Regions from separate parts of the Homo sapiens genome. Here regions 2 and 3 are each linked to region 1. Evidence: chromatin loops called from intact Hi-C (ENCODE). Cell type or tissue: Caco-2. All regions are shown on one strand. Region 1 holds the start of GREB1L (GREB1 like retinoic acid receptor coactivator). Region 2 has its middle 51 kb from the start of GREB1L. Region 3 overlaps GREB1L (GREB1 like retinoic acid receptor coactivator).

Region 1 (8,000 bases):
CACAGTCAACATTTAATAGTGTTCCGGGCTGGGCATGGTGGCTCATACCTGTAATCCCAGCACTTTGGGAGGCTGAGGCGAGCAGATCACCAGAGGTCAGGAGTTTGAAACCAGCCTGCCAACATGGCGAAACCCCGTCTCTACTAAAAATACAAAAAATTAGCCAGGCGTGGTGGCGGGCACCTGTAATCCCAGCTACTCAGGAGGCTGAGGCAGGAGAATCGCTTGAACCTGGGAGGCAGAGGTTGCAGTGAACCGAGTTCATGCCACTACACTCCAGCCTGGGCAACAAGAGCAAAACTCTGTCTCAAAAAAAAAAAAAAAAAAAAAAAAAAAAAAAAAAGTGTTTCAGGCACTAATGCATCTTCTTTTTTTTTTTTTCTTTTTGAGACATAGTCTCACTCTGTCACCAGGCTGGAGTCAGGATTCAAAACTATGGGACCTTTTTTCAGAATGTTCACTCTGAACCCTATCATCTTTTATAATTATGGAGGTCTACTGGGCATGCTGAGGGACATAGAAATCCCAAAGGGAAGACAAGGCAGAAACACAAATTCAGGACACAGGAGTGTGAAATCTTTTTTTTTTTTTTTGAGTCGGAATTTTGTTCTTGTTGCCCAGGCTGGGGGTGCAATGGCGCAATTTGGCTCACTCCAACCTCCGCCTCCAGGATTCAAGCGATTCTCCTGCCTCAGCCTCCCAAGTAGCTGAGAATACAGGTGTGTGCCACCAACACCTAGCTAATTTTGCATTTTTAGTAGAGATGGGGTTTCACCATGTTGGTCAGGCTGGTCTCGAACTCCTGACCTCAAGTGTTCCACCTGCCTTGGCCTCCAAAGGGCTGGGATTACAGGCGTGAGACACTGTACCCGGCTGGGAGTTTGTTATCTAATGAAGATGGCATTGAACTCTTTTCAATCTACCAGGATATATAGATTACTCTCACTTTTACCCTTGTTAGGGACTTGCCTTGTTTACTGACAAATCACCACTACTACTGATATATTGTGCCGTCTAACTCACATTAGGTGCTCAATATCTGTTGAATGGATGAAGAATGAATACCAGAGTCCTGTAATATTAGACTATGGTCCTTGAGTGACTGCCAGATTTGCTTTCACATTTCTAGGGTCTAGTGTACCTGGCACTCAACAAATGGTCCTTGCACTAAGAGAGAAAACTGCACTGGTGGTTTTACTTTAAAGCGGCTCCTTGTTCAGTGTCCTTATCTTTAAATTGGAAGGTGTTTTGCTTCTGCCCAACCCCCACACACTCTACAGACCTTGTGATGGGTTGAGTTTTTCAAAAGATTCTCACCTGCTTTAACTTCTATGAGCTTAGTTTATATTCACCAGGTGAACTTAAAATTTCAGTTTCTACAGCACTGTCTTTTCCACGTGTATGGCCAGTTCTCATGATGAGTTTACTAAGTGACTTTGGATTCTTTTAGCTATTGCTAATCATCTGCACCTTTCTGTTGTAGTTATTTTAAAGCCCGCCCGCGCGCGCGCGCGCACACACACACACACACACACACACACACACACTCTTGAGTCAGGGTCTCTGTCACCCAGGCTAAAAGCGCTGGGACTACAGACATGAGCCACCGCGTGGGGCCAAAAACATACGGATTTTATTTACTAAACCTGTATTGTGTGCATGACCCAGAATTGTGGGAGTACAGCAATGACTGAGAAAGCCGTGTTTCCCACCTTCGTGGCACATAACAATGTTTCTATGGGTTTTTAAAGGCCCAACAACAGGGATTCAATTATAAAATAAAAATATTTCGGTACAAAACATGATTTAAAAAAAGACAACTATGTCTTCCGAGTGGAGGAGGGAAAGGACAATCAAACCTCGAACAAATCGTTTATCTTGCTAGTCACAGCTTAGCTATGCCTTGTTATTTTCCGGTGATTCCAAACTTCCAGTCCATTCCCTCTGCATGGATCAAAAGTGACAGGAAAGAAAAAAATGTATTTCGGATATGGCAAAAAAGAAAAATGCAAGACAAGCAAACAAAAGTACTGGGACATCGTATGAGAACTAGTTTAATTGACAATGTCTTTAAATGGTACCTATCACTTGACAATGATTCCAACCCACCCGGGCCTGGGCGCCGCGGCTGCCTCCCCACTCCCACGCACACGGGGAGCTCCCCCGGGCTGTACTGCACTAAAGGCACTCAAAATACATCAGCCTTTCCTTACCTCGATTCTTCCACCACATCCAGCATGGAGCTGCTGCTTCCAGAGATGTAGTCGCCTATCTGTGGCAACAATTAGTTTTAAAAATGGAGCCGCATCTCTAATAACAAAAGCCTCCAGCTGTGAAAAGTGGAGCTAAATCTCTCTACCGGGCCGCAGCATCTCTCAAGAACCTTTTCCCCGCAGCACCCGTCAAGGCCCAGGGCCAGCTGGACGCGGCTGCCCTGGGGTGGAGCCGTCCCCGTGGTCCCGGGAGGCTACCGACGAGCCGGGGCCCGGGGCCGGAGGGCGTGCTCCTCCGGGAGGTGCAAAAGTCGGCTTGGGCCCGGAGCTCCCGGGTTTGTTTGGTTTTGTCCGCGCCCTGCCCCCACCCTACCCCCTTCATGCAAAAGGCCAAGGGTTTCCGAGCCACCACTGCCCAGGCCGAGTTCACGCTTGGGGCTCTTCAGCCGCCGTCCAGTGAACAGAGAAAGCAATTGCGCAGAGGCGAGAGCAGGCTGAATGAACGCGGGCTCCAGGGGAAATAATTTTTCCTCCTGGCTTCGCGCGTCAGCACACTGGGGTGCAGCCCTCCCTCACAGAAGACCCCCCCCCCGCACGACCCCCTGTACACCCCCGCGGGGCTGCGCGTTCGTCTGTGCGGCGGGGTTTGGGAATGGAGGCGTGAGGACCGCGCATCGAGGGCTCCACAGGCTGGGCGGGGGGCGTCGTTGGAGGGGGGTAGGGGAGAAATGCGCGCCCACCACCCTCACAGAGGGCGAGGGACCCCCAAAAGCCACTCGCGGACGCCGAGGCAGCGGGAAGGCGCGAGGCGGGGCGGGGGGAGGGGGCGCGGGGGTCCCCGCTGCGGAGGCCAGGGCGGGCGGGAGGGGCAGCACCTGAGGAATCCGCCTCCGGCTGCGGCGGCCGCCGCCTCGCTCCGCCCCGGGGAACTGAGCGCGCGGACCGCGCGCCTGCCAGAGAGACGCCAGCCGCCGGCGGCGCTAGCACCTCGGAGTCGGGCGGCCGGAGCAGCGGAGCGCAGCGCGGCGCAGGGAACGGCACTGGGGGTGGGGAGACCAGCCCGGCCGAGCCGAGGGCCACCCCCTGGTCCTCTGCCCTCGCGCCCCGCTAGGGCCAGGTGAGCGGCCGCGGGGACTCCGGGGCGCGGGCAGGAGGTGAGAGGTCGCGAACCGGGCGCGGGAGCTCGCCTGTGACCGGCAGGAGCTGCCCTTTGGCGGGCTGGACGCCCTGGCCGCGCGGGGAAGCGCCGCAGCGGACTTTTCCGGAGGGATGGGAAGCTCAGCGGGGGTGTGAGCGGAGCGCGTGCGGGTGGCGAGGGAGCGCCAGTGCCAACCTGGGAGCCGTGCCTGCCTTCCCTGCCGCCTCGCGTCGCCCACCGAAGGGACCCGGCCGTGCTGTCCGCGCCCAGAGGCCGAAGGCCTGTCACCGGGCTCTACTCGCTGCCTTTGTGGCGGGAGCGAGACGGCCCGGGGGTGGGACGAGGGAGCTGCGGCGCGCCGAGTAGCGCGGGGTCCCCCGGCGGAGGCGGCGAGGGGGCACCTGGTTCGTCTCCCCGAGCCCAGGGGCAGTGAGGGGGTGCCGGGCAGGCGGGCGGGCGACAGGTAGGGCGCCGCGGAGGTGGCGGGGAGAGGATGGATGGAGTTCAGCCTGGGAAAGTTGAGAACGTCCAGAGGTGGCTGGGCGCTCGCTCGGCGTCTGTGGGTTTTTTTCCTCAACACCAAATGTCACTTCGTCACGAGCGGGCGCGCGTGTCTTCCGGCCAGCATGTCCATTTTTCTGTGCATGGCTGAGGACCACTCTTATTCCGAATGAGACACAAAGAGTTGTGTTGACAGCTGACCCTGACACAAGCAGACAGCGAGTGAGGTGCGCCCTGGCCGGGGAGGGTGAGGGAGACTCGTTAAAGGAAATCCATTCCCGCCGTCCCTCTTCCCAGCTCCATTAAGAGGAAACTCCATGTGGAGATTCAGTGCGTGGGGTTTCTCAGTTACATGAGTCCAAGGAACGTCCCCGAACGCGACTCGTTTGCCCGGAACTGCCGCTGCCTCTAACCGAGGCTGCGGGTCCTGGAGAAACTCCTCAGTCTTGCCCCTTTCTCCGGTGAACGTGACGGTTCCAAGGTCCTTATCCTCCCCACCCACTCCTCTGGCCCCGGCTGAGAGGATAGAAACCACATTTTAATTTCTGCTTTTCACACCGTAAGGTGTTTTTTTCCGCCTCCCCCCGCCTCGAGGCGGGAATCCCTGCTTAAATCACATTTTTAAACCTAGCCGTTTAAATACAGGGAAGAGCTTTCCCACAAAAGGTTTTTGAACTCAGTCCCCCTTAATAAAACCTCTCATTCATCTATATATGTTCTTAGACTTTAAATCCTGGAACTCTGCTTTGAGTGTTGTGACTGTGTTGTTTCTTCTCTTTGCTGAAATTTTCTAGGAGGTTTTGTGAATGATACTGAAAAATTATTTAAAAGAGAAAAAATTAAATTGTTGAAATATTTAGTAATACAGTTACATGCATATAGGTATGTATTTCAAGAGGAAAATGTTTAATGAATGAATATATAAGTAGGGTAAACATTTCAAACAACAGTGAAGAGTATACAGTGTAAATTAAGCCCTCTTTCCTCTCCTCCATACAAGCCTTCATCCTTCTCAGAGGCAGCCACTGTTGTATATTTTTTGTATATCTTTCCGTAAGTCTATTAAAATGGAATTACATTATAGATGATGAAAGGGATTGAATATAAGACTGAACTATATATTCGTGGTGATGACCATTAACTTGATACCCACTCATGATGACATGAGATTATTTAGCCAAATGTGGACAATTATTACCTTGAAGATCAGTTAGAGGGCTAAAAATCTTAGAACAGTATGCAGTGGAAAGCAAAACTATTAAACTAATATCTCCTCCTGCACACACACCAGTTTCCCTACACTGGTTTTTGCAATCTTTATTGAATTTTTCCTCCATTTTGGAATTCTTTATGAAGTAGAGAATGAGAACTGTAGTAGTTTACTTTGTCTACCGCAGTGTGTATCTGAAAACACTGAAAGGGCGTGTGTATACTCCCATTGACATGACATAATATAAAGATGTTAGTGGTAAAGGATAAATACGAAGGCCGAGTTTCAGATGTTTGGTTGCATCTCTTAATTCTAGGCCTGGATTTGCCACAAACCCGCCACACGACGTAACTTTTTTTTGGAAAACTTTGTTTCCCACTCAGTTAGATAAAGGAATTGAACTATGTGATTTTTAAGGGTCCTTCGAACTCCAGAGTTCTACGATTAAAATAGTTGTCCTAAAACTGGCTAAAGATAACCATTGGACTGTGGATGTTAGACAGTGGGGCGACAAAAAACATTCCTGAATGGTGGATTCATGAAGAGGAGGTTAGAGATGTTTAAACTATATCCCTGCTCTTACGAGTTTGATGTCATTGGAGAACAGCTACTCTCCTTACCCACAGAATGTGTGTTTATGTTGCTGATAGAGGCCAAACACCGGGCTGAGGGCCTCTCATGTCACCTTGTGTGGCTAAGGAGAGTGAATTCTCCTCGCAGCCCACAGTGTCATTTTTAGGAAAATTACTCTTACCAAACTCTTCTTTTTGGTAAAGTGGAAATTAACTTTACCTACTTGAAAGAGACTTGACATAATTTAATTTATACTTCTCTGAAGTGTTTAGATTATGAACATCCCTTATAGCTAAGATATTTTAGTTACTTGATAAATATTCACCTAGGGAGTATGTTCTTATTAGGAAACTTCTAATTTGTAAAGTACCTGCAGCCTTTGGGCTAATGATGGGGACAGGAGTTAAGGAGTGATTGTAAGGTTGTGAAAGTAAAAATTAGCTGATTTTAGTGACTGCGTATGGTCTAAATTAAGGGATTTCAAAGGTACACTGTAAGCGATGATTGCAAAAAGTGTTGATGTTAAGATAGAGATCTCATACTGAAAGCTAAAGCTTTCTAAAAGCACCGCTGATGAAACATATGTAATTATTTTGAATAAGTCTAATATAAATTATAAATTCGCTGTAGGAATTGTTTGGGATCCTAAGAATAAGAACTAGAAGAATATATTTGTAAGGGTACTTAGAGTAATATTGATTGATTAATGAAGCTGACAGAAACAAAAGAAAATTCAATACCAGTAGTGAAATTCTTCAAAATGGTAATGGTTTTTATTTTTTCCAGCTCCCTTCCCAATCTTGCCATATGAATGAATATTTTTACAAATGTTTTATATTGCAGATAATTTTCACCCTGTTTTTTATAAACATTTTTTCTATAGCTTACTTCCCATTATTTACAATAATTTTATAAAAGTTTATGCAATGGATGTTCATTATTAACTTAAGCCTTCCTGTTTTTGATTTTGCAGCATAAAAAATGTAATGCCTATTCTTTTTTTGTTTTGTTTTGTTTTGTTTTGTTTTGTTTTGTTTGAGACGAAGTCTTGCTTTGCCACCCAGGCTGGAGTGCAGTGGTGCGATCTCCACTCACTGCAAGCTCCGCCTTCCGGGTTCACGCCATTCTCCTGCCTCAGCCTCCCTAGCAGCTGTGACTACAGGCGCCTGCCACCACGCCTGGCTAATTTTTTGTATTTTTAGTAGAGATGGGGTTTCACTGTGTTGCAGGATGGTCTCGATCTCATCGATCTCGACCTCGTGATCTGCCCGCCTCAGCCTCCCAAAGTGCTGGGATTACAGGCGTGAGCCACCATGCCTGGCCTATAATGCCTATTCTTATACATGTAACTTTATTTCTTTTCTTTTCTTCTTTTTCCCTTAACTTCCTTAGGATCTTTTTTTTCTTGAGGGATAGTATAATGTAGTTGTAAATGGGTGGGTTCTAAAATTAGAGGTTGTGGGTTTAAACCTAGCTCTAGTACTCATTGGCAATATTGGACAAGTAATTTATTTTCTCAGAACTTTAGCTTACTAAGATGTAAAATGGGTTATATTAATAGTTCTTTAAAGTTAAGATAAAAAGCAATAACACATGAAACACATAAATGTTAGCTCTTATTTTTATTAGGAAATTTCTAGATTTACAGTAATTTCCACATTACTTTCTAAAAGGACTATATAAATTTATACTGTCATTAACAATCTATGTGTGTGCTTATGTTATCTTAAAACATATTATTGTTACTAATTTAATCAGTGTAACATTTTATACCTTTCTTTTGCTTTGCATTTCTTTAGTCTTATACAAAGTGAGGGATAGTTTTTTCCGCCATATTGCTATAGTTTTCCAAACTGAGTGATGGAAATTTCATTACCTCAGTCATTTTGAGCTGTACCATAAGCTAGACATATAGGGGTGGTCAGTTACACCACTAATGAATAGTGAACCAAATTTTCCAATAGACTTTTTTCAAACTAATTGTAGTTTTCTTGTATTTTCAGTCTATGGTAATATTTATTAGCTATTATTATTATTTAACTCTTAGAAAAGTAGCTGTTAACTAAGATATAAACGATATTTAAGTGAAAATGCAATCTTCCTTGAAGAGCTGATTTGTGGTTAGTATTGTGATCACAGTTTGCTGGAATTTTACTAGGAATGCTTCTCAAAACTTGAGGAAAAATCAGAGAGAAAATTTATGATCTCCAATCATGTTATCTTTTGGCTACAAATGGATAATGAAGTTATGCCCACTGACTTGAGTTCTTATATAGTCAAGGTAATTTAGACTACAAAAAGCATGCCCTTGTGAGTTCTGGAGTTCCAGCATCCCTGATATTTTTGGCAAATATACACCCAACAT
Region 2 (8,000 bases), 52 kb before region 1:
GCCAGGCTGGCCTCGAACTCCTGGCCTCAAGTAATCCACTTACCTCAGTCTCCCAAAATGCTGGGATCACAGGCATAAGCCACCACACCTGGCCTACTAGCTGGCAATTATTGAAGTTAGGACTCTCCTACAGACTGAGAGACAGGTCCTATCCTTCCTGGTGGTTACATTTCAAAAGAATGGCTTTCAGGTCCCTGAGAATGGCATGCCTAGTTTATATGAGATATGTATATATACCATCGGTATCCATGGGGGATTGATTCCAGGACCCCCAAAGGTACTAAAATTCCCAGATGCACCAATCCTTGATATAAAATAGTGTAGTATTTGCATATAACTTACATGTGTCCTCTCGTATACTTTAAATAATCTTTGATTACTTATAATATCTAATATAATATAAAGCTATATAAATAATTGTTATTCTGTATTGTTTAGGGAATGCTGACAAGAAAAAAGTCTGTACATGTTCAGTACAATGCAATTTTTTTCCAAGTATTTTTGATCCACAGTTGATTGAATCCAACAGATACAAAACACTGGCTCTATAACCCAAAGTGACGGAGAAAGGATTTACAAATGTAAGCTTCTTTCAACTAAATTCTCTAAGAAAGAAGGAGTCAGGGCCTATTGTCAGGTGTTGGCTAGAACAAACTGAGCTTGAGCTTTCACAGACAGGAACTCAAAGGGAGCGAGGTTGTCCCAGGATGCAGCTTTAGGCAGCCAGAAGCCACGCTGGAGTTGGCCAGGTCTCTTAGAGCTCATGTTCTGCCAAGAGTTATTTTGTAGTTCTCAGAATGTAGCCGCAAGATAAATATCATAAGTTCAGTCACTGGGTCAAATTGCCCTCCTTAGAGAGGACATCAATTTATGTTCCTACCCAGAATGTATAAAAATGCCTGTTTCTGCAGGGTGTGGTGGCTGATGCCTGAAATTCCAGCATTCTGGGAAGCCAAGGCAGGAGGATCACCTGAGATCAGGAGTTTAAGACCAGCCTGGCCAACATGGTGAAACCCCATCTCTACTAAAAATACAAAAATTAGCTGGGCATGGTGGTGCACACCTGTAATCCCAGCTACTCAGGAGGCTGTCAGGAGAATTGCTTGAACCTAGGAGGCAGGGGTTGTAGTGAGTGAAAATGGCATCACTGCACTCCAGCCTGGGCGACAGAGCGAGACTCCATCTCAAAAAACAAACAAACAAACAAACCAAAAAAACCTGTTTCCTCACTTTTCCTCATTCCCAGCTAACACCAAGTGTTTTCACTTTTTATCATGATGAATATAACAGATAAAACACATTTCACTGTAGTTTCAATTTCACTTACATTATTGTCATTGAGATCTTTTCATATAATTAAGTTTATTTGTATTTTCTTTCTTTCTTTTTTTTTTTTTTTTGAGACAGAGTCTCGCTCTGTCACCCAGGCTGGAGTGCAGTGGTGGCATGATCTCGGCTCACTGCAACCTCCACCTCCCGGGTTCTAAGGGATTCTCCTGACTCAGCCTTCTGAGCAGCTGGGATTACAGGCACGTGCCACCACGCCAGGCTAATTTTGTATTTTTAGTAGAGACAGGGTTTCACCAGGTTGGTCAGGCTGGTCTCGAACTCTTGACCTCAGGTAATCTGCCCACCTCGGCCTCCCAAAGTGTTGGGATTACGAGCGTGAACCATCGCACCCCGCCCCACTGTAGCTTTAAACAAAGTCTTGAAATAAGGTAGTGTACATCTTCCAGCTTTGCTTTGATTTTTCAAGATTGTTTTGGTTCTTGTTGGTCTTTGGCATTTCCATAAAATTTTTAGAGTCAATGTGTCAATTTCTAAAAAAAAAAGTTCTATTTGAATTTTGGTTGGAATTGCGTTGAATCTACAGATCACTTTTGGAAGACTATTAATCTTAACAATATTGTGTCTTCTAATCCATGATTTTGATATAGCTCTCCATTCACTGATGTTTTATTTAATACCTCTTTCAATGTTTTATATTTTTTTAGTGTAGAGATCTTGCGTAATTTTTATACATTTACATTTCAGTGATTTACATTTTTTATGTGATTGTAAATGGCATTTTAAATGTTAATTTTTAATTATTTACCAGTTAGCAGAAATATAATTGAATTTTGTGTCTTGACCTTGTACTTTTGACCTTGTACTAATTCACTTAATACACCTAGTGTTCTTTGGGCATTCGTTCTGATGTTTCTGTAGAAACAGTCATGTCACCTGTGGATAAAGACAACTTTACTTCTTTTCTATTCTTTAATTTCATTGTGTTCAAGGAACATAGTAAAATTTCAATATTTTGGAAATTTTGCGAGATGTGTTTTGTGTCTTAACACATGATTCATGTTGATGCATGTTCCAGATACACTTTAAAGATGTTTTTCCATTTTTTTCTGGCATCCACTGTTTCTCAGGAAAAAATTATCCATCACTTATGTCACTGTTTTTCTTTATGTAATGTCATTCTCCAGCTACTTTCAATATAATCTCTTTACTTCAGTTTTTGGTAGTTGCACTACGATGTGTCCAGTTATGATTTTCTTGTACTTATCTTGCTGGCATTTGTTGAGCTTCTTGATATGTAAGTAGATTATTTCCACCAAATTTGGGGGAATTTCAATTATTTTTTTCTTCAGCTCTTTTTTTGTTCCATTCTCTTTCCCTTCTCATTCTGGGACTGAAATTATACTTATGTTAGACAACTTATACTTATACTTATGTTAGTCAGGCTTTGTGTCCGCACCCAAATCTCATTTTGAATTATAATCCCCATAATCCCCACATGTCAAGGGAGAGACCAGGTAGAGGTAATTGGATCATGGGGGCGGTTTCCTCCATGCTGTTCTTCTGATACTGAGTTCTCACAAGTCTGATGGTTTTATAAGTGTTTGGCAGTTCATCCTGCATCATTCTCTCTCCTGCCACCTTGTGAAGAAGGTCCCTGCCTCCCCTTCACCTTCCACCATGATTGGAAGTTTCCTGAGGCCCCCCTAGCCATGGAGAACTGTGAGTCAATTACACCTCTTTCCTTTATACATTACCCAGTTTCGGGAAGTTCTGTAGAGCAGTGTGAAAATAGACTAACACAGATCATTTAAAATATCCCACACATCACTGAGGCTCTGCTCATTATTGTTCATCTTTGCTCCCCTTCATTTTCAAAATGCATAATTTCTAATGGTCCTTCTCCAAGTTCATGGACTATAGTGGTCATGAGAATGACCAAGCCTGTAGCTACGGGAAGCATAATTGACTGAGGGTCCGAGCTGCCACGCTCTGAAATTCATCACTATGTTTGTGCTGAGGACGCACTTCCCACAGGCTGCACCCACTCAAACACTGAGTATGGCAAACGTTTAAGGGCCCCTCTAATGGCTGACTTTGGCTCAAGTACTCCCCAGTGGCCTTGCTGAATTTTCCCTGGATTTCAAGACAGTCTAGGAAGCTTCCACCTAACCTTCCTTCCCTCTCCCCTTCACTCCAGGACAGACTTGGAGGTTCCCACAGCCTTCCCCAGTTCCCTTCCCCCTCATTTTCTATAACGATAATTTCCCTGAATAAAAGCCTTTCATGTTTAATCCAGTCTTAGCATTTGCTCTGAAGGGACACCTGAATAAAATAAGTTAAATCATGGGCGGATTGACAAAACACGCAGTGAGGTGAGGCTCTGGGGTTGACTCACCCACTACCTGGCAGGCACACAGGATGCTATTCTGTTGGCAAGTGGAGCAAAGAGAGCCCCTGGAAAAAGACAGCAGCTCTATTGTGGAATATTTCACTGGTGGTGAACTGAGAAACTGTATCAGTGGAGAGCAATATTGTAAAAAGTAAGTTAACAGAGATTTTGAGGCCAGGCACAGTGGGTCACGCCTGTAATCCCAGCACTTTGGGAGGCCAAGGCAGGTGGATCGCTTGAGGCCATGAGTTCAAGACCAGGCTGGCCAATATGGTGAAACCCCATCTCTACTAAAAATACAAAAATTAGCCAGGCATGGTGGCGCACACCTGCAATCCCAGCTACTCAGGAGGCTGAGGCAGAAGAATCACTTGAACCCGAAAAGCGGAGCTTTCAGTGAGCTGAGATAGGGCCACTTCACTCCAGGTTGGGCGTGAGTGAGACTCCATCTCAAACAAACAAACAAAAAAACAGAGACTTTTGAAAAATATGGGGAAACAATACCTACAAAGTCAGTGGAGTTGGCTGGTTATTGCTAAATTGCATTGACATTCTGCAGAAGGATAATGAGGGATTGACGACTATTAGCAAAAATTTAGAGACAAGCCACAGATCTTCAGTGAGAGCTTACAAAGAAGCCCTTATTTCTACAGAGGAATGGTAGGCCCAGCTGAGTGACAGGCTAAAGACCTCATTGTTAGAGTTGTAGAGCTCCGAAGACATTTGAATGCTCAACCAAGGCAGGATTGTTATGTGAAGGACAGAGGACTGGTGGACAAATCTGTGATCCAGTCAGATGGGATGAAGAGGAGGGATAGGATGAGTTCCAACTGTGGCCCCCGAGAGCAACTATGGTAACAGGGGCTATTGTCTATCACACTAACTTCTCTCTTCTGAGTTTCCCCTCAGGAAGAAAGGCTGGCAGGAGCTATAAAGGAGTTGCTCCTCGCACTTATGTAGAAACATGACTTTGTGGAGCAGAAGTGGTCAATGGCAGCAGCCACAAGAATATACCTCTCAGATCTCCAGTTTCAGGGACTATAATTGCTCACAGGCCATAGCTACTGTGCTCTGAAATCTATTGCTGCATTTGCATCTGGAGTATGCTTGACATGAATGACGGTGGCAGGGAGCTAAGGGAAGCCTGCTCCTGGGAGACACTGGAGCCCTCTGCTGGCTGGCTTTGACTCAAGGACTCTCCGTTGTCTTTCCAAACCTCTCTTCACTTGGGGTCAGACTTGCGTTACAATCTGATGGTTGTCCCAATCTTCTCCAGCTCTGTCTCCATTTTCTCTCGCAAGTGTTTCCACTAATAAAATCCTTGCAGTTTTGATATGAAAAAATGCTCAACATCACTAATTATCAGGGAGAGGCAAATTAAAACCACAATGAGACACCACCTTACTCCTGCAAGAACGGCCATAATTAAAAATAAAAAAAAAAATGTTGGTATGGATGTGGTGAAAAGGGAACACTTTTACACTGCTGGTGGGAATATAAACTAGCACAACCATCATGGAAAACAGTATGGAGATTCCTTAAAGAACTAAAAGTAGATCTACCATTTGATCCAGGCCGGGCGCGGTAGCTCACACCTGTAGTCCCAGCACTTTGGGAGGCCAAGGCAGGTAGATCACTTGAGATCAGGAGTTCGAGTCCAGCCTGGCCAACATGGTGAAACCCCGTCTCTACTAAAAATACAAAAATTAGCCAGGTGTGGTTGTGGGCACTTGTAGTTTCTACAAGTTGTAGCTACTTGGGAGGCTGAGGTAGGACAATTGCTGGAACCCAGAGGGCAGAGGTTGCAGTGAGCCTAGATCATGCCACTGCACTTCAGCCTGGATGACAGAGTGAGACTCTGTTGAAAAAAAAAAAAAAGAATTACCATTTGATCCAGCAATCCCACTACTGGGTACCTATCCAGAGGAAAAGAAGTCATTATATGAAAAAGACACTTGCAGATGCATGTTTATAGCAGCACAATTCGCAATTGCAAAAATATGGAACCAGCCTAAGTGTCCATCAACCAACAAGTGGATAAAATGTGGTATATATACACTGTGAAGTACTACTCAGCCGTAAAAAGGAATAAAATAATGACATTTGCAGCAACCTGGATGGAGTTGGAGACCATTATTTGGAGACCATTATTCTAAGTGAAGTAACTCAGGAACGGAAAAACAAATATTGTATGTTCTCACTTATAAGTAGGAGCTAAACTATGAGGACACAAATGCATAAGAATTATATAATGGACTTTGGAGGCTTGGTAAGAAGGGAGAGAGGGGGTGAGGGATAAAAGACTGTACATTGGTACAGCGTATGTGCTTGGGTGACAGGTGCACCAAAATCTCAGAAATTACCACTATAGAACTTATCCATGTAACAAGAAAACCACCTGTTCCCCAAAAACTATTGCAATAAAAAGAAATCCTTGCATGTTTGGTTTCTTCTTGGTGTCTACTTCTCAGAAAACTCAGATTAACACACTGACCCTTTCTTCTGCCATCCCCAATCACTATTAAGCCCAGCCAGTGAATGTTTTTATTTCAGAAATTGTACTTTTCAGTTGTTGAATATCCGTTTGGCTCTTTTTTTATAGTTTCCATTTCTCTGTTGACATTTCCCATATATTATTCAATAATTATTGTGGTACTTTTCATCAGTACTCTAGGGGAGGAAAAACAGCCCAATTTATTATCTAGACAAGCAAACGTTTTATCTAAAATACAACTGGAAAAGAGCAAAGATGTCAAATGTCCTTGACTTTAAGAACTTCCAGATTTAAATTTGTTCTTTAATTCTAAGGAAATACTATTGAATATAATAGTCACATCTCATCTTAATTGACCAGGAATTTATGTCACAATGTTTTAGAAAGGATACCATCTTTTCTGGGATAAAAAATTGTCAAGTTATTGTACTAAAATTATATAATATGTCAGTTAACATTAGGGGAAGCTGGATGAAGGATATGAGCAACTCTTCGAACTATTTTGCAACTTTAGCTCCTATCCTTTGCTGAAAGGGTCCTGATTAATATAGTTCATAAATAGAAAATGTATTCATTGAATATTTGTATAGATAGACCTCAACAGGGAACTTCTGAAACACTGATCCTCATCAGTGAATTATAATTTGAGATTAAAGAAATTATCTCCTTTCTTTCTAATATATTCTGAACATATCCAAATTCAAATCATTCTTTTAAACTAAGCATTAGTAATGTCTTTTCTATCCAGGCTCTTATTTTATACTATATATATTTCCTGAGTGATCTTGTTCACATTGTTTCAGCAACCACCACTGTGCTGATGAAAATGAATTTATATCTTCTACTTAACCTTCTCCTCAAAGCTTTAAGAACCAGATATTCAATTGCCTGTTAGCATCAACACATCACTATTTCCCATGCAGCTCAAGGTTAACTTGTCAACATGAAATTAATCATCTTTCCCACTAACTTTACTCTTTTAAATAGAATTTTAAAATGTTAATTGATAAAAATATAATCTATCTGAACTCTAAAAGATGACATCCAGCCATCAAACCTAATTATTTATCTTTTCTTCCAATTATTTGAGTCATCCTTTTTTCCTGCTTACTACTACCATCATCTACTATAATTACATCATAATTTTAGTCTCAATTCCCACCCTAATACATCCCCCATATGGTGCCAGGGTTGTATCTGAATTGCAAGGCTGTTTCTCTGTTTTCTATCTTTATCTTTATTTTTTTTTTTAGAGACAGGGTCTTGCTCTGTCACCCAAGCTGAAGTGCAGTGACATGACCATAGCTTACTGCAGCCTCAAGCTTCTGGGCTCAAGCCATCCTCCTGCCTCAGCCTTCCGAGTAGCTAGTACTACAGGGGTGGGCCACCATGAAAGGCTGTCTCTTGAGTGGCTTCCCATTGCATAGAAAATACAAACTCTCTTTGATCTCAGCTTTGCTCCCGTCTCTAGCCTTCCTTCCAGGCACTCACTTTCCACTGCTTTATCTCAAGCAGTTAAACTTGCCCACAAAATTATGTTGTTCTTTGATTTCCCACCTTGACTCATGTCTTAGACATCAGTGCTCTTCCTGCCCTTGTCACCTGTGACTGTTCCTCCTTTATCAGCTCAGGAGGTAGCTACTTCATGATGCAACTTCTTAATTTCTAAATTCAGATCTGGTGCCCCTCTCTGAGCTCTCAGGAATCATGTCCCTATTTTCAATTGCTGTGGCTATCACAGTGGTCTTTTTCCTTTGTCTCCCCTCATTTGTTTTTCTGCTGTAATTGAGAAAATAGTAGTCCAAGTTACAGATACTCCTAATGAAC
Region 3 (8,000 bases), 140 kb after region 1:
TGGCGCAATCTCGGCTTACTGCAACCTCCGCCTCCCGGATTCAAGTGATTCTCCTGCCTCAGCCTCCTGAGTAGCTGGGACTACAGGCACATGCCACCATGCCTGGCTAATTTTTGTATTTTAGTAGAGACGGGGTTTCACCATGTTAGCCAGGCTGGTCGCAATCTCCTGACCTCATGTCACCTGCCCCAGCCTCCCAAAGTGCCGGGTTTACAGGCATGAGCCACTATGCCCACCCTATACATGGAAATTTTTATAACCAGCAAGTACTATAGTACTATATAAATATTAGTGATGAGAAGTAAAGGTCATGACTTCAAAGTTTTTTGCCATATACTTAATTGAAGGGTCCCAAATAAGATTGTACTTCAGATGAAGCAAAAGAAATAACAGTGTTTTTCAAATACTAGTAATACATAAATGAATTATTCAAGTTGAAAACGCTCGTCTTGCTTTCAGAAATTTAATTAAATATATAACCATAAAACTTTCATTTTTTTTCCAGAAGAGAGCCTTTTTCCCCCATCTAGAGTAATAGATCTTTGTAAAGAGAAAATTCATTACTTACTCTGAAACCACTGATAGAGTTTCTAGGGAGTTATAGTAGCCTCCTATAAAGGTGATATGGCCACATTGTTAACCAGGTTGGGATTCATGACTGACAGGTCAGTCTTGATTTACTGGTTGGAGAGCCTTGACTTAAGCATTTATTACTGTTATAGATACAAAATCCCTCAAAGGGGCTTTTTGAGTTGGGTTTGGGCTGTGAAGACAAAAAGCACACGTGACATGATAACAAGTAACTTACACAAGCTGTCTTAAGATCTCTGGGTAGTTCATATATTTCACATCTTAACAAGATATATGGACATAGTTTAAATTAGCTCTACCTGTACTTTGAGACATAGAACCTCTAATTATATCAATTTTATCCTTTCTTCTTTTTCTTGGGGATGGGTAGGTGTAGATCATGGGGAATTCATATGCTGGGCAACTGAAATCTGCTCGATTTGAGGAAGCTCTCCACAACTCCATAGAAGCCTCCCTCAGATGTAGTAGTGTGGTACCACGGCCAATTTTTTCCCAGCTATACCTGGACCCTGACCAGCATCCTTTCTCATCTGCAGGTAAGTTTCTCAATCACACACATTTCTGGATTCTTTTTTTTTGTTTTGTTTTTTTGAGATGGAGTCTCCGTCTGTTGCCCAGGCTGGAGTGCAGTGGCGTGATCTCGGCTCACTGCAACGTCTGCCTCCTGGGTTCAAGCAATTCTCCTGCCTCAGCCTCCTGAGTAGCTGGGATTACAGGTGCACGCCACCACTCCTGGCTAATTTTTTTTGTATTTTTATTAAAGACAGGATTTCACCATGTTGGTCAGGCTGGTCTTGAACTCCTGACCTCGTGATCCGCCCGCCTCCGCCTCCCAAAGTGCTGGGATTACAGGCATGAGCCACTGCACCCGGCCACTGGACTCCTTTTTTAAAAAGTGGGATTCTTGTTTTAGAAGTGGGGATTCCAAATCTTGGGACCTCTGAGATAAATTGGCTAAATGTTAGAAAATGCTAGACCTTTTTTCTTCAATTATGTCTTTCAGAACTGTGCATTTTTCCATAAGCATCTTTTTATTAAATCTGCTGTGATTTATTTGCTTACCCAGATGTCAAACCCAAGGTGGAGGATCTGGACAAAGATTTGGTAAACCGCTACACTCAAAATGGAAGTCTGGATTTTTCTAACAATCTAACAGTTAATGAAATGGAAGATGATGAAGACGATGAAGAAATGTCTGATTCAAACAGCCCACCAATTCCCTATTCACAAAAACCTGCCCCAGAAGGATCTTGCACTACAGATGGTGGGTTTCAGTTGTGTTTTCTTTTTGCTATTTTGTCTCTAATATTGTCTGACATATTTCTAATTATTACATGAGGTGCTCAAGGCTGGAAACTAGTAATTATCGTATGGAGAGGAATGAGAAATGATTATGCTCTCATTCACATTATCTCCTGTGACTTCACAACAGATGTCTGTAAGAAAGACAAGTATTATCATCCCATCTTAACAGATAAAGAGACTGAAATTCACAGTTGTTGACTTCCCTGAGATGGTCTGTTTAGAATTGCAGAGGCAATTCTAAACCCAGGTCAAGGCTTTTCCAGTATTCCAAGTACTTTCTGCAAGAATGCTACTATTTTAGGACTTTTTTAGTATTCCCTCTTCGTACTTCTTTCTATTCCCCCCCGCCCCCGGCCCTGCAAACAATCAGAGAGATATTAGAGATTTCATATTTACCGTTTACATTTATTTTGAACACTCATCCGATATAGAGGATTAAAATATTTTATACATATTATAAATGTAAAAATTTATAGAGGATTAAAATGTGTATATTTTGTTAATCCCTTTTTATTTATTAGGGTCAACCTCCTCTTCCACCAAGGCTTCACACTTTACAAGAAAATCCTAGTATAAAGCATTTCCAGTATTTCATGGTTTTGGTGATATCATAACTTAAATTACACTCTCTTCCCTCCATTTAATAGTTTACTGTGCTATTTTCTGACCATCCCAGCCTAATTAGTTCATGAATAATACTTTGTCCCGATTAGCCAGAGTATTGTTCTTATACCCAGAATGACTTGGACCTAGGATGATTTCAGTGCATGAAAATTTTGGAGTGGGGGAAATGGGAGAAGAAGAAAAGGGATATAATTTCAGAACATTCCTCTTACAAAGCTTAAAGTGCAAAGAATTAGAGAAAAACTAGAGGTTCAAATATGGAAAGTCAGAAAGCCCTGCTTGGGAGTTTTATTTTCTCTTGACTTTTTTTTTTTTTTGGACAATGTGATAAACCGTAAAGGAGTCAAAATCCCCTACCTAGGAGATGAGGAAACCTGAATAATTCTGGTAGCTTCTTAAGTGCCCAATTCACTAAAGGTGGCCTCTAGCAATTAGTACTACTGCTCTTTGATTCGGCCCTGCCTGTAGCGCATTATTCCTTATGAATTTGTTTATGATTGCTCAAACTTAATATAATATATATGGATTTATTCATTATTGACATAATACAGGCCTTTAAGCCTGTGGAGGTGTAGGAGGTGACTAGCATTATGTTTCTTCTTACTTGCTTTACGTCCATCTTCATGCCTTTTATTTAATTGAGCTGTCAACTCATTTATCAGGTAACAAAATGGAAGGTGAAATAGTGCTTAAAACGTTGTTGGATTCCCATTGAGAATCTTGTTATGTGTGAGAGTTACATAGAGTAAAAGCTTTAGAGGATAATTTTCAAATATCTAATTTTATACCAAAACATGGGAGAGAGGTTTCCATTCTTCCTGTGCCCTAGGTATGTTTTTAGTTTGCCTTACAGGGTATCTGACACTGGTGTTTTTTATAAGCAGGTATGGAGAGCTGTTTAGTACCCACCAAGGTATAATAAACTTAGTGATCTAGAGATAGCCAGTATTTCTTAAACTTTAAAACATGAGAATATGAGAGTGTATGGGAAGGGTAATATCATTTTAAAGATAAAGGAGGTGCAGTTTTTTTAACTGTCTCACTCAAGTTCAAGATTTATATTCCAAAACAATTCAAAAACACTAGTCCTACACTTAGATTCCTGTATCAGCTACTTTTGGTTCTTATAATTAATGTCCATTTTTTTCCCGTTTTAATTCACCTTGGGGGAAGGCATTTAAAACACAAAGTTTATAATTAATTTGGTAGTTTATAGTTTGTAGATACCTTTTTTTTTATTTGAGACGGAGTCTCACTGTGTTGCCCAGGCTGGAGTGCAGTGGCGCGACCTCAGCTCACTGCAGCCTCCACCTCCCGGGTTCAAGCAGTTCTCTGCCTCAGCCTCACAAGTAGCTGGGATAACAGGTGCCCGCCACCACGCCTGGCTAATTTTTGTATTTTTAGTAGAGATGGGGTTTCACCATCTTGACCAGGCTGGTCTTGAACTCCTGACCTCATGATCCACCCTCCTCGGCTCCCAAAGTGCTGGGATTATAGGCGTGAGCCACTGTGCCTGGCCAGTAGCTTTTTTTTTTTTTTTTTTTGAGTCCTCAGCCTCCTGAGTAGCTGGGACTACAGGCGCCCGCTAACATGCCTGGCTTCTTTTTTATGTATTTTTAGTAGAGACAGGATTCCACCGTGTTAGCCAGGATGGTCTAGATCTCCTGACTTCGTGATCCGCCTGCCTCGGCCTCCCAAAGTGCTAGGATTACAGGCGTGAGCCACCACGCCCAGCCAGTAGCTCTTTCAATTGAACTCATTCTAAGATAGTTTTAAGAGCCTTCTTACTCAAAGGGAGAACAGTTCTGAAATTTTCCTTATGAAAATGGCAGTGAAATAGGGCAATATACTGCCTGAACCTAAATAAGCATACCACCTTCCCTTCATGGGAAATCCTCTATTTACTTAAGGCTCAAAGAAAGGTAAAGCTATTTTTAGAGGCAATTTAGATAAGCAAATACTTAACACCTGATGGGCTGCTGGGGTTTACCATTCAGATGTAAATTTTGGTTGCTAATTTCTTATGTAAATTATCGGAGTAGTGTAGGTTCCTACCCTGCTGGGAGGCAGTTGATTGTCCAGAGGGGTAAAGGACAACCAAATTTTAGGCCTCCAAATACTGCTTTGATTACTCTAGTTTGTGTTTATAGCTGGTTCTGTAAAGTTTTCCCTGCCCTCTTTTAGTTTACTCTGTAACCTTCAAGTTGGAGATAATTGGAGAATGCTAATCTGTTTCTGTGAAGTGAAATCTTTGGCTGTTTTCTTAAGGAAATGCAGATGAAGTTTATAAAGAAGACCTGTCTACTATTATTCCTTTTTAAAAAAATTAAAATCATTTGCTCTGGTTTTAGAGCAACATTTCAGTGTTATCTTCAGAAAATGAAATTATTTCAGGGGCAGATTTGTCAAAAAAATTATTTGTATGCCTGTTATCACTAACTTACGTTTCTTTGCTTGTAGAGTATGAACAGGCTTAGATCCTCCCTTAGGATACTCTTAACCAGATCTTCTCGTAGCCTCTAAAAGAAAGATCACATCAGTCCTTCAGAATTATTTAGATGTAATTCAGAATTACCCTGTTGGGGAGTCCTAAGGTTTTGTTTTGTTTTTTCATTTAGTTCAAGGTTTTAACTGAGATTTAATATTTGATGTTTATTAGACTATTAATCAGACATATTTCTAGTAGTGGGAAAATAGAACTACCTATCACACTGGATATTGGGATCCTATGTCTTGAGATAGAATGTTTCATAGATTTTGTTTTTAGCTATCCACTCTTTTTTACAGACATACACAGCTTATTTTCCATCTGAAAAAACTAAATTAAATATTGCTGTTTGCATAATGTTTTTACTCTCGTAGGGATCCCTCATGATATATTTTGTATATCATTAGCTGATCTGAATCCCAGCAATGAGGATTTGGAGGAAATAGTAAATAGATACATACTTTACAGAAATAGACCAGACCCTTGGCAGGCGAACTTATTCTTAGAATAACTACAAACTGAATTCATAAACTTTTGCTTGACTTAATGAGCATTTTTGGCATGGAGTTGATTTCTTCTGGACCCTGTTCCTAGACACAGCCCTGCTGTGCCTTTCTTTCCTATTCTCTTCTTAATTAAATTGCCTGTGTGGCTTGTATTGGCAAATAGCTACATGGTAAAAGATAAAATAGAACTATTTTATTTTATTTTTGAAGAACAGCTTTAAATTTGTGAAAATTAAGAAAATAGTACAGTTTCCATATATCCCCACACAGTTTGCCCTATTATTAATATCTTAGTATAGGACATTTGCTACAAGTAATGAACCAATATTGATACATTTTTATTAATTTTAATAACAACTAAAGTCCACAGTTTATTTGAGTTCCTTGGTTTTTTCCTAATATCCTTTTCCTGTTCCAGTATCCCATCCAGGATACGGCATCAGATTTAATTGTTATGTCTCCTTAGGTTCCTTTTTTTTTTTTTTTTTTTTTTTTTTGAGACTGAATCTTGCTCTATCGCCCAGGCTGGAGTGCAGTGGTGGTGCGATCTCGGCTCACTGCAAGCTCCGCCTCCCGGGTTCACACCATTCTCCTGCCTCAGCCTCCCGAGTAGCTGGGACTACAGGCTCCCATCACCACGCCCCGCTAATTTTTTGTATTTTTAGTAGAGATGGGGTTTCACCGGTTCCTTTTGACTGTGACAGTTTCTCAGACTTTCCTTGTTTTTGATGACCTTGGCCGTTTGGGGAGTATTAGGCATATTGTAGGAGACCCCCCTATTGGAATTCATTTGATGTTTTTCTCCTTATTAGATTGAGGTTATGGGATCTGGGGAGGAAGATCACAGAGGTAAATTTTTATCTTATTCTTTCAAGGGTACATACTATCAACATGATTTAACACTATTGCTGTTGACCTTGGTCACCTGGCTGAGGGGCTGAAGGAGTGTTATCCCCACTCTCCTTCCACTACATACTGTGGAAGGAATCCCCAGATCACACTGAAGGAGCAGGGAGTTATACTCCACATCCTTGAGGGCAGGCTACGTAAATTATTTGAAATTCTACTGCCTGGGAATTCATCTCTTCTCTCCCATTTATTGATGGGTTCATTCGTTTATTTATGTCATTATGGCCATAAATACCTACATTTATTTTATGTTTATAATCCAATACTAATTTATTTTGTTGCTCAAATTGTTCAGTTTTGGACATTGGGATCTCAGTTGGTTCTCGTGCCACTTTTACAAACCCCCATCATTATGGGGTGGGTTTTTTTTTTTTTTTTTTCATCAAATAGGAATTTTCTCTTTTCACGGGCACAGGAACCTCTTGACTTTTTTTTTTTTAAGGGAAGGAGGTTAGGCACACACCTCTCATAGAATACAGTAATTGTTTAATAATTATTGCTTTTCTCCTCTAGGTGTCCTCATAAATGGGAAAACCCTCAAAGATTGTAATACTAAAAACTATTTGTGTGGATTGTGTAGTTTTCATTTTGCCACAGAAATTGCTCTGAAATAATCTCTCTTCCCTAGAAAATCCTGCTTTCTTCAGGCCTTCTCAACACTAACTGTGCCTTCTCTACTCTATACCTCTTTAGCCCAGAAACAAAATTGTAACTTTTCCCTCTTAGTCTCCCTTTTGCAATGTATTGCTTGAGAAAGCTCAGCAGAAATGTCAGTCTGTGAGCATGAATTACTTTTGCGGCTTGCCAAAACTTGAATTTTAAGGACTCATTAACAAGTATGAAATAGGTGAATGCCGACACAGTCAATGGCTGGCAGGGGCTGGTGTATCAAATGATGCTCAGAAATCAATCTGAAAAGGCCACAGGGAAGTCAAGTGATAGGACCCAACAAAAATAGGCAAGGATGAAGTTATAGGAGAGCTCTCCATCAGACTAGAGGAAGGTGAAACAGTATACAGTCATGTGCCAAATAACACCATTTCGGTCAATGACTGACTGCATATATGACATTGGTCCTGTAGGTTCCAAAACTGAAAAATGTCTGTTGCCTGATGACACTGTAGCCATTGTAAAGTAGTGCAATGCATTACTCATGTGTTTGTGGTGATGCTGATGTAAAGAAACCTACTGCACTGCCAGTCATATAAAAGTATAGCACATACAATTAGGTACACCACATGATACTAGGTAATAAATGTTATTTTTTATTACCTAGTTATTTTATTATCTATGTTATTTCAGAGTGCACTCCTTCTACTTATTAAAAAAAAAAAGTTTACTGTAAAACAGCCTCAGGCAGGTCCTTTAGGAGGTATTCCAGAAGATGGCATTATTATCATAGGAGATGACCCTCCAAGCATGTTTTTGCCCTGAAGACCTTCCAGTAGGACAAGATATGGAGGTGGAAGAGTGATATTGATGATTCTGACCCTGTGTAGGCCTAGGCTAATGTGTGTGTTTGTGCCTTAGTTTTTAACAAAAAAGTTTGTTTGTTTGTTTGTTTTTGTTTTTGTTTT

The links. Hi-C counts contacts between places; a loop is a spot of excess contacts. Peaks named below come from ENCODE experiments on the same cell type or tissue, not always from the same donor. Only the 100,000 strongest peaks of a DNase experiment are listed, where the experiment ranks them.
Region 2: it touches region 1 in a loop (2.6-fold over the local background); 12 of 110 quality-filtered maps call a loop at or near these places.
Region 3: a loop joins it to region 1, with 4 times the contacts of the local background. A loop is called at or near these places in 10 of 110 quality-filtered maps.

What each region holds. Positions count from the first base shown.
Region 1 is chr18:21,239,064-21,247,063 of GRCh38, forward strand. GREB1L (GREB1 like retinoic acid receptor coactivator) reads left to right here and starts at 3,169. Exons shown (of 33, transcript NM_001142966.3): 1 at 3,169-3,330. It overlaps GREB1L-DT (GREB1L divergent transcript), which reads right to left and starts at 3,665. Exons shown (of 3, transcript NR_183513.1): 1 at 3,547-3,665; 2 at 2,214-2,272; 3 at 1,612-1,944. In Caco-2, a CTCF peak has its summit at 3,213; DNase peaks (open chromatin) are centred at 2,608 and 3,218; H3K4me3 peaks cover 3,636 bases.
Region 2 is chr18:21,187,355-21,195,354 of GRCh38, forward strand. No RefSeq gene overlaps it. Among named protein-coding and RNA genes, the nearest start is that of GREB1L, 51 kb to the right of the region's middle. In Caco-2, a CTCF peak has its summit at 4,888 (motif pointing left); a DNase peak (open chromatin) is centred at 4,827.
Region 3 is chr18:21,382,549-21,390,548 of GRCh38, forward strand. GREB1L (GREB1 like retinoic acid receptor coactivator) reads left to right here. Exons shown (of 33, transcript NM_001142966.3): 3 at 962-1,127; 4 at 1,658-1,855. The coding sequence starts at 971. GREB1L-AS1 (GREB1L antisense RNA 1) reads right to left here. Exons shown (of 4, transcript NR_187982.1): 3 at 4,965-5,039. Among named protein-coding and RNA genes, the nearest start is that of GREB1L-AS1, 64 kb to the right of the region's middle. RefSeq lists an enhancer at 4,208-5,008. In Caco-2, no CTCF peak of the experiment used is centred here; no DNase peak of the experiment used is centred here.